Linked DNA regions of Homo sapiens: region 2 is linked to region 1. A link is a contact called in ENCODE Hi-C or POLR2A ChIA-PET data. All regions are on one chromosome and are shown on one strand. Each heading gives the region's core, a stretch centred on a gene start or an enhancer-like site at or near the end of the contact. The rest is flanking DNA. Distances are from core to core; before and after follow the strand shown. Region 1 holds the start of ANKRD65-AS1 (ANKRD65 antisense RNA 1). Region 2 holds the start of CDK11B (cyclin dependent kinase 11B).

The links. A loop is a pair of places that touch in the nucleus more often than their neighbours do. ChIA-PET counts read pairs that join two places held with the same protein, here RNA polymerase II (POLR2A). Pooled maps may share reads with other maps.
Region 2: a loop to region 1 is called in a pooled map, with 4 times the contacts of the local background. The contact joins the promoter of CDK11B here to the promoter of ANKRD65-AS1 in region 1. A Hi-C loop is called at or near these places in 1 of 37 single-sample maps with no recorded cell type and 6 of 50 pooled maps. POLR2A ChIA-PET finds 5 or more read pairs at or near these places in 2 of 52 experiments (GM12878 and activated CD4-positive, alpha-beta T cell).

What each region holds. Positions count from the first base shown.
Region 1 is chr1:1,417,149-1,421,567 of GRCh38, reverse strand. It overlaps ANKRD65-AS1 (ANKRD65 antisense RNA 1), which reads right to left and starts at 1,402. Exons shown (of 2, transcript NR_187360.1): 1 at 1,004-1,402. ANKRD65 (ankyrin repeat domain 65) reads left to right here and starts at 292. Exons shown (of 4, transcript NM_001145210.3): 1 at 292-435; 2 at 563-771; 3 at 976-1,516; 4 at 2,019-3,148. The coding sequence starts at 563. The coding sequence ends at 2,468. RefSeq lists enhancers at 2,623-3,072, 3,240-3,319.
Region 2 is chr1:1,657,754-1,662,172 of GRCh38, reverse strand. It overlaps CDK11B (cyclin dependent kinase 11B), which reads left to right and starts at 3,169. Exons shown (of 20, transcript NM_033486.3): 1 at 3,169-3,259. It overlaps SLC35E2B (solute carrier family 35 member E2B), which reads left to right. Exons shown (of 10, transcript NM_001290264.2): 10 at 1-695. RefSeq lists enhancers at 2,783-3,062, 3,083-3,172, 2,604-3,326.

The sequences.
Region 1 (4,419 bases), core at 153-2,652:
GCACATCGGGGTACATCCAAGGCTGCGCTTCCTGGGGGAGGTGGCGTCTGAGCAACTTTCGTCCACAAGCATGTTCCTGCTTGTCCTCCCCAACCGCCTGGCCTTTGTTCCCCAGGAGGGCAGCCGAACTGGGGCCCTGGCAGCCAGCAGGGGAGGGAGTATGTTGGACAGGGGGCTGTGCCCGAAGGCAGGGCCTTCCTAAGTGGCTGAGTAAACAGCGTCAGGTGGCCTCAGCCTGGCCCAGGGGACCAGCTGTGTTCTCCCACCCCCTGCAAGGCTGAAGCTGCCACCATTCAGCTTTTCAGCAGCAGACACTCCACCCCAAAGCCTGCAGAAGGGATTTTGTGAAGAGGGTCACCAGGCTGAGCCTCGGCCAGAACCCGTCTACAGAGGACCCTCAGCCAGAGCAGAAAGCTCCTGAGCCAGCTCCCTTGGGTAACAGAGCCAAGCCCCTCTGAAGGCTAAGTGGTAACTGGAATGGGGGGCTCCAGTTGGCCTGGGACACGGCTGGGGGCAGGCCAGAGGCCTCCACAGTGGATGTAGGATCCCTGCTCCCCCCCAGATGGACTCCCAGAGGCCTGAGCCCAGAGAGGAGGAGGAGGAGGAACAGGAACTGCGGTGGATGGAGCTGGACTCCGAAGAGGCCCTGGGAACCAGGACAGAGGGGCCTAGTGTTGTCCAGGGCTGGGGGCACCTGCTCCAGGCCGTGTGGAGGGGCCCTGCAGGCCTGGTGACGCAGCTGCTGCGGCAAGGTGCCAGCGTGGAGGAGAGGTGCACCTGCGCTGGGGGGTGAAGGGGTCCCTTCTCTGGGTGGGGCAGGATGGGGGTCCCAGCACTGGGTGGGTGGAGGAGTCCCTTCTCTGGATGGGGTAGGACGGGGGTCCCAGCGCTGGGTGGGCGGCAGGACGGGGTGGGGCAGGGCGGGGTTCTGGTCAGTGGTCCACCCCCGCGCCGACGCCCTTGCCCCCTCCTCAGGGACCACGCAGGCCGGACCCCGCTCCACCTGGCCGTGCTGCGGGGCCACGCGCCCCTGGTGCGTCTCCTGCTGCAGCGAGGGGCCCCGGTGGGCGCGGTGGACCGGGCGGGGCGCACCGCGCTGCACGAGGCCGCCTGGCACGGACACTCGCGGGTGGCCGAGCTGCTGCTGCAGCGCGGGGCCTCGGCGGCGGCTCGCTCCGGGACGGGCCTCACGCCGCTGCACTGGGCCGCTGCCCTGGGCCACACGCTGCTGGCCGCGCGCCTGCTGGAGGCTCCGGGCCCGGGACCCGCGGCAGCGGAGGCGGAGGACGCGCGCGGCTGGACGGCGGCGCACTGGGCGGCCGCGGGCGGGCGGCTGGCGGTGCTGGAGCTGCTGGCGGCCGGCGGCGCGGGCCTGGACGGCGCCCTGCTCGTGGCTGCCGCTGCGGGGCGCGGGGCGGCGCTGCGCTTCCTCCTGGCGCGCGGGGCGCGGGTGGACGCCCGGGATGGCGCGGGGGCCACAGCGCTGGGTCTGGCGGCCGCCCTAGGCCGCTCCCAGGTACGTCCCGCCCTCCGCCCGGCAGTGATGGGAGGGGGCGCAGGGCCAGGATCCCCAGAGACGTGCCACCGGGGCAGCTGGAGCCAGGCTGGGGGACGGTGTCCAGGCACGAAGGCCCTGAGCGCGCCCCCGGCTGTGCCCCTCCGGTGTAGCCCCGTCCCGTGGAGACCAGGGCGGGATCCGAGGCCCGGGGCTCGGCTTCATGCTGGTGGCAGCAACAGACTCTCCGCCAGCGCCGGGCCTGTGCCTGAGACCCCCGTTCCTGGGCAGCGGGCAGGGTGTTGGCTGCAGATCCTTGGATTTGCTCTAAGGACTCTTAGGGGGAAAAGTGGACGTTTCCAAGCAGGCCAGCCTTGGGTTCGGCCTCACAACATGAGGAAGTGGTGTCAGGAGAGACAGGCCGCTGCGGGGACAGAAGAGGCCTGGGCTGGGCAAACGCCTGGTGGCTCTGCCCCTCGCCTACCGGGCTGAGGCCGGCCCCTGCTTTTCTCTCCTCTTCTAGGACATTGAGGTGCTGCTGGGCCACGGGGCAGACCCAGGCATCAGGGACAGGCATGGCCGCTCTGCGCTGCACAGGGCTGCCGCCCGAGGACACCTGCTTGCCGTCCAGTTGCTGGTCACCCAGGGGGCCGAGGTGGATGCGCGGGACACCCTGGGCCTCACACCCCTGCATCACGCCTCTCGGGAAGGCCACGTGGAGGTTGCCGGCTGCCTGCTGGACAGGGGTGCCCAGGTGGATGCTACCGGCTGGCTCCGAAAGACCCCCCTACACCTGGCTGCAGAGCGAGGGCATGGGCCTACCGTGGGGCTTCTGCTGAGCCGAGGGGCCAGCCCCACTCTGCGGACGCAGTGGGCCGAGGTGGCCCAGATGCCTGAGGGGGACCTGCCCCAGGCGCTGCCTGAACTTGGAGGGGGGGAGAAGGAGTGTGAGGGCATAGAGTCCACGGGCTGAGCCAGACAGCAGGCTCCAGGCTCCACCGCCCCAGTGATTTCCAGGCTCTCTGGCTGAGGCTGCCTGCCTGGAGGGGACATCAGGGAAGAGGCTTCCGGAGGAGGGGATGGGAGAAAGTAGGGGATGTGGCTTGAGCTGCAGTCACAGGCCTTGGCTGGACCAGGGATGGCCCCCAGCTCCCAGGAGGGCCCACTGACCCTGCAGCTCCAGCCTTCTCCATACTTCAACAAAGAATGAGTTGTGGCAATGAGGGAAGAGAGACCCTCTCATAGTGTTTTATACTCAGTACCTGTTTTAAGAAAAAACAACAAGGAAGTAAAACCAAAGACAGGCAGGCAGCCTGGCGCTAGGCCCGAAACCAGGCCTGCGCCTGCCTGGCCTAAACCCAGTAGTTGAAAATCAATTCATAACTTAGAAACCGATGTTATTCATAGATTCCAGACATTGTATAGAAGAACATTTGTGAAACTCCCTGCCGTGTTCTGTTTCTCTCTGACCGCCGGTGCATGCAGCCCCTGTCACGTACCGCCTGCTTGCTCAAATCAATGACGACCCTTTCATGTGAAATCTTCGGTGTTGTGAGCCCTTAAAAGGGACAGAAATTGTGCACTTGGGGAGCTCGGATTTTAAGGCAGTAGCTTGCCGATGCTCCCAGCTGAATAAAGCCCTTCCTTCTACAACTGGGTGTCTGAGAGGTTTTGTCTGCGGCTCGTCCTGCTACATTTCTTGGTTCCCTGACTGGGAAACGAGGTAACTGACAGACGACCGAGGCAGCCCCTTAGGCGGCTTAGGCCTGCCCCGTGGAGCATCCCTGCGGGGGACTCCGGCCAGCCTGAGTGACGTGAGCTAAAGAGCGCTCCCGGGTAGGAAATTGCCTCGGTGGAACACCTCGCCAGAGCAGCCCATAACGGGCCCCCATGGTGGATTAACACAGTGGCTGAACACCGGGAAGGAACTGGCACTTGGAGTCCGGACATCTGAAACCTGGTAAGACTAGTCTTTGGAACTTGCCCCACTCCACCTGAGTAGACGCGTGGCCTGATCGCCCACGGCGTGCCTGCATTAGCACCTTTGTTCTGGTTTTGACTTGACTGAGATCATGTGATACTTTGGTTTTGGTTTTGACCTGGCTTGGATTTCTGGATACTCTGATTTTGGTTTTGATTTTGGTTTGGTGTAAACTGCAAAAGTGTGTGTGTGCCCTTTTTACCTGTTTTTTGTTTTGTGGTGTGAGCGTGGTGTTTTGTCTTGAAGAAGCGTGGGTCAGGCACAGATAAGCCCACCCCACTAGGAACTATGTTAAAAAAAATTTTTCAAGAAAGAATTTAAGGGAGATTACGGTGTTACTCTGACACCAGGAAAACTTACAACTTTGTGTGAAATAGACTTGTCAGCATTAGAGGTGGGTTGGCCATCAGAAGGAAGCCTGGACAGGTCCCTTGTTTCAAAGGTATGACACAAGGTAACGTGTAAGCCAAGGCACCCAGGCCAGTTTCCGTACATGGACAGTTAGAGCAGGTTTTAGACCCCCTCCCCCCTACGGTAGTTAAGAGAACAGCAGCATAAGCGGCTGGCAGAGGCAAGGAAAGACCAGCAGAGAGAAAAAGAGGCCATCTATACCAATTCTAAGTTAATTTAGACTAAACAAGGTCTTATTAATAGCAAAGGATAATTGAAATCCCAAACTTCCAAGGTTTTCAACAAAAGCGAAGTTTGCTAAAAGTTAACAGTGTAACATGTTAATGGTAACTTTTAATCTTGTGGCCTCAGACAGTCTAGTCCAAAGACATAAAAAAAGTTCGCTTTAAAAAAGAAAAAAAAAGGGGAGGCTGAATTTATGTGAAAAGCATGTTATACGGTAAATTCTTGTCCTGAAATATATTAACTGGTTGTTTAAAAGTTTGTAATAAGGCAGAAAGTTGAGATATGTTGAAGAATTGTCGGCGAAAGT
Region 2 (4,419 bases), core at 1,920-4,419, 240 kb before region 1:
TAATGAATCTGGCTAGTTCTGTGTCTGGCTGAGGATACAGGAGTGGGACATCCACTCTCGGATCCCTCAGAGCACAGAAACCTTCAGCTTTGCTGTCTCTGAAGTATTTCCTCCAGTTTCCCTGCGGGCCCCTATGTTTGAGTTTGATGGCTGCTGGATCCTCACTCAACGAAAACTCGGTTGGAAACTGTTCCGCCTGGCAGTCCTTTTTTGTTGTTTTCCATCTCATTTCCCTTCCATCTGAAAGTGGCATTCAGCTGACTTGCTCATTTAGACTGTTCACGGAGTCTGAATCTGCCAACGTGGTGTTGGAGGCTCCACCTTGAAAAGGGCCACAGTCAGGGCAACTTTCCCCATACAGGAAAACTTGAAAATTACATCAACAGTCTACGTCACAGCCAAATTATATTTCCTTTATACCAAACAAAACTATGGAGAACTAAAAGTACATCACACAAAACGTTTATAGTGTTTTGCATGTGACCTATTTCAGTATTTATATAACTAGATTAGTGCTTTCTAGCAAACGGTTCTGTTAATTAGCGAGTCACTGTTGATTCTGCTGTGGTGGTAAGTTGATACCGTGTAACTAATCCCGTGGATGCCTCCTCGTTATTTTTGTCCAAACGAAGCAGCCGTGGTAGTAGCTGTCTATGATTCTTGCTCAGCAAAGTAAAATAAATGTTAAATATGGACTGCTTTGTTTTCTTCCTTGTGGAACTCTGGTGTTCATGCTACTTTGTTCACCGGTGGGGCTGGCTGTTGCTAGCAAAGAGGCTCTTCACAGAAGTGGCTGAACCCAAAGTTCTGGTTGGGAAAGGCCTTTGTGGCAGCTCCTATCAAGCGCAAGTGCGAGGCCACCCCCTCCTCGTGGGCTCTGGGGTCGATTTTGTTAGGGTTTGACATGAGTGGCTGCATTTGGGTACTCACAGATTTCACAAAGGAAGGGTAAACTGGAGATTTTTGGCCGGGCACGGTGGCTCATGACTATAATTTCAGCACTGTGGGAGGCTGGTGGGCAGATACTTTAGGTCAGGAGTTCAAGACCAGCCTGGCCAACATGGCAAAATCCTGTCGCTACTAAAAATACAAAAGTTAGCCAGGTGTGGTGGCGCACGCCTATAATCCCAGCTACTCGGGAGGCTGAGGCAGGAGAATCACTTGTACCCAGGAGGCGGAGGCTGCAGTTACCCAAAATTGTGCCACTGCACTCCAGCCTGGGTGACACAGCGAGACTTTTTCTCAAAACAGAAAAAAACGTGCTGTGGCTCACGCCTGTAATCCCAACCCTTTGGGAGGCCAAGGCAGGCAGATCACAAGGTCATGAGATCAAGACCATCCTGGCTAATACAGTGAAACCCCATCTCAACTAAAAACACAAAAAAATTAGCCGGGCGTAGTGGTGGACGCCTGTAGTCCCAGCTACTCGGGAGGCTGAGGCTCGCAGGATAATGGCGTTGAACCCGGGAGGTGGGGCTTGCAGTGAGCCGAGATTGCGCCACTGCACTCCAGCCTGGGCGACAGAGCAAGACTCCGTCTCAAAAAAAAATAAAAATAAAAAAATAGGGAGATTTCCCCAGTTACCAAGAACTCAGGAAGCAACATTAAGAGCTTGGGGGAGGCCAGGCGCGGTGGCTCACGCCTGTAATCCCAGCACTTTGGGAGGCAGAGGCAGGCTGATCACGAGGTCAGGAGATTGAGACCATCCTGGCTAACACGGTAAAACCCCGTCTCTACCCAAAATAAAAAAAAAATTAGCCGGGCATGGTGGCAGGCGCCTGTAGTCACAGGTACTCAGGAGCCTAATGCGGGCGAATGGAGTGGAGGCGGGAGAATGGCGTGAACCCGGGTGGCGGAGCTTCCAGTGACCCGAGATCGCGCCACTGCACTCCAGCCTGGGCAACAGAGCGAGACTCCGTCTCAAAAAAATAAAAATAAAAAAAGAGCTTGGGTACACAAAGCAAGCAGCATTTCATTCCGGGATGAAAAAAATTCCGATACCCATCGCCCTTCTTGGGCCCTTGTCAGTTTCTTGCCACATCTTTCATTTTCCCATTTCAGGCCCAGTAAATGCGGATGTTTATCTTCCATTGTTTGTTTCCTGAGATTCAGATGTCTAAAGCATTTTTCTGTGACTTTTCAAGTCAAGAGGAAAACCTGACATATGGAAAGGGAATTAATTGCTCGTTTTATCCTCTTCTCCTGCAATGCTCTGAATCCATGGGTTTGGAGTGGGGCCCTGGGAGTTGGGGGAAGCACCATACCCAGTGAGTCTGCACTTTGAGGACCCACTGCCAGTGTCAGCTTCAAAATCACATTGTAAAAGGCCGGGCGCGGTGGCTCACGCCTGTAATCCCAGCACTTTAGGAGGACGAAGCGGGCGGATCACTTGAGGTCAGGAGTTCGAGACCAGCCTGGCCAATATGGCGAAACCTCGTCTCTACCAAAAATATAAAAATTAGCCGGGCGTGGTGGCGCGGGCCTGTGGTTCCAGCTACTCGGGAGGCTGAGGCAGGAAAATTCCTTGAACCCGGGAGGAGGCTGCAGTGAGCCAAGACCACGCCACTGCACTCCAACCTGGGCGGCAGAGCAAGGCTCCGACTCAAAAGTAAATACATGAATAAATAAAATAAAATCACATCGTAAGAGCTCTCCCTGCCCTGTTTCTGAGTAAGGTTCAGAGTTAAATTCCGAGATCGGCCTTTACAAGACACACAGACCTGAGGCGCCTCACGAGGTAACCAGCAGGTAAATGGAGCGCGCTCCACCCACCCGCCACTAGGGGTCCCAGCGGTCAAGGGGGTGGAATGCGGGCGTCCATCGCGAAGGCATTCTGCTCGCAAGCCTTGGCACAGGCGCGGGCTTCGCTACCGGAAAAGTCCCGGTAGGATTCCGGAAGCCGGCCACGCGTTCCGCGCAGGCGCAAACTGCTCCAAAAGTGGGCGTCGCTCCTCCGGAGTCCCGATTCCTGCGTCACAGCCCGCGCCGAAGTCGGAAGTGCGCTCACCGGGCTGTTTCTTCTGGCGTCCTGGACCTGAGCAAGCGCTGTTTTATGCGTTATCATCCCGCGCAGACACAGGAAGTGCCGCACAGAGCGAGCCCCTGTCGTTGTCTCGAGTTCTGGGCCGGAGGTCGGCTATTATATCATCATTACGCGCCAATACAGGAAGTGACGATACTTTTGGCGCGCGCCGGTTGCTGTTTCTTCTCTGGCTCCGGGACCGGCGGCGGCGGCGGCGGCAGCGGCGGCGGCGTAGGGGTGAGTTCCGACTGGGCGGACCAGGTGTGGGAGCGCGAGGAGAACTGCGCACCGAGGTCTTTCTTCCGAGCAGGCCTCGGAGCGGGGCGGACCCGGGCCCGGGGGCGAGCGACACCCTCGCTTCCGCGGACAGTCTCATCCCGCACGGAACTTTGGGTGGTGGAGGCGGCGGGTCCAAACGCTGTCTGGAGCCAACGTCTGCCAGGCTGAACCTCAAGTGTGCGGGACTGAACCCGAGGAAATAGCCCAGTGCCCGGGTCAGGTGGCCTTGTTCGCGAGCACATCTCGGAGCATCTCCCCGGTCTCAAGGTGCAGCTGTCCAGTGTGCTAGTGGCTTCACGTAGTCCAAGCGGTCTTTCTAGCAGATTCTGACAGTAAAAGCAGTGTTTGATGAGTGGCAGGTCCTGAGTTAAGAGCCTTTAAACGGATGATCTTTAATCCGCGATCGATACTATCACGTAGGTGTTGTTATTCTGGTTGTACGGAAGACTAAACTGAGGTGAATTACGTTACCCAAGACCATACAAGAATGACAGAAACGAGACTTGATTTCAAGCGGTCATTTTTCAGAACCCATCACTCTTTTTTGTCGCCCATGCTGCAGCGCAGTGGCTGTTCACAAGCGCACTTCAGCCTGGAACTCCTGGGCTCAATCGGTCTCCCATCTCAGCTTGCAGAGTATATGGGACTACAGGCGCTCGCCACCTTGCCTGGCTTACAACTTATCATTCTTGTTTTTTTTTCTTTTTTTTTTGAGACGGGGTCTTGCTGGAGTGCAGTGACGCGACCTCGGCTCACCGGAACCTCCGCCTTTCGGATTCAAGCGATTCTGCTGCCTCGGCCTCCCGAGTAGCTGGGATTACAGGCACCCGCCACCACGCCCAGCTAAGTTTTGTATTTTTAGTGGAGACAGGGTTTTCGCCGTGTTGGCCAGGCTGGTCTTGACCTCCTGACCTTGTGATCCACCCGCCTCAGCCTAGAGCTTACTTTTTTTTTTTTTTTTTTTTTTTTAACCAAGTCTTACTTTGTTATCTAGGCTGGAGTGCAGTGGCGCAGTCTTGGCTCATTGCAGCCTTGACCTCTCTGATTCAAGTGATCCTCCTGCCTCTAGCAGCCTCCTTCCTGTAGCTAGGAATACAGGCACGCGCCACCACACTGGG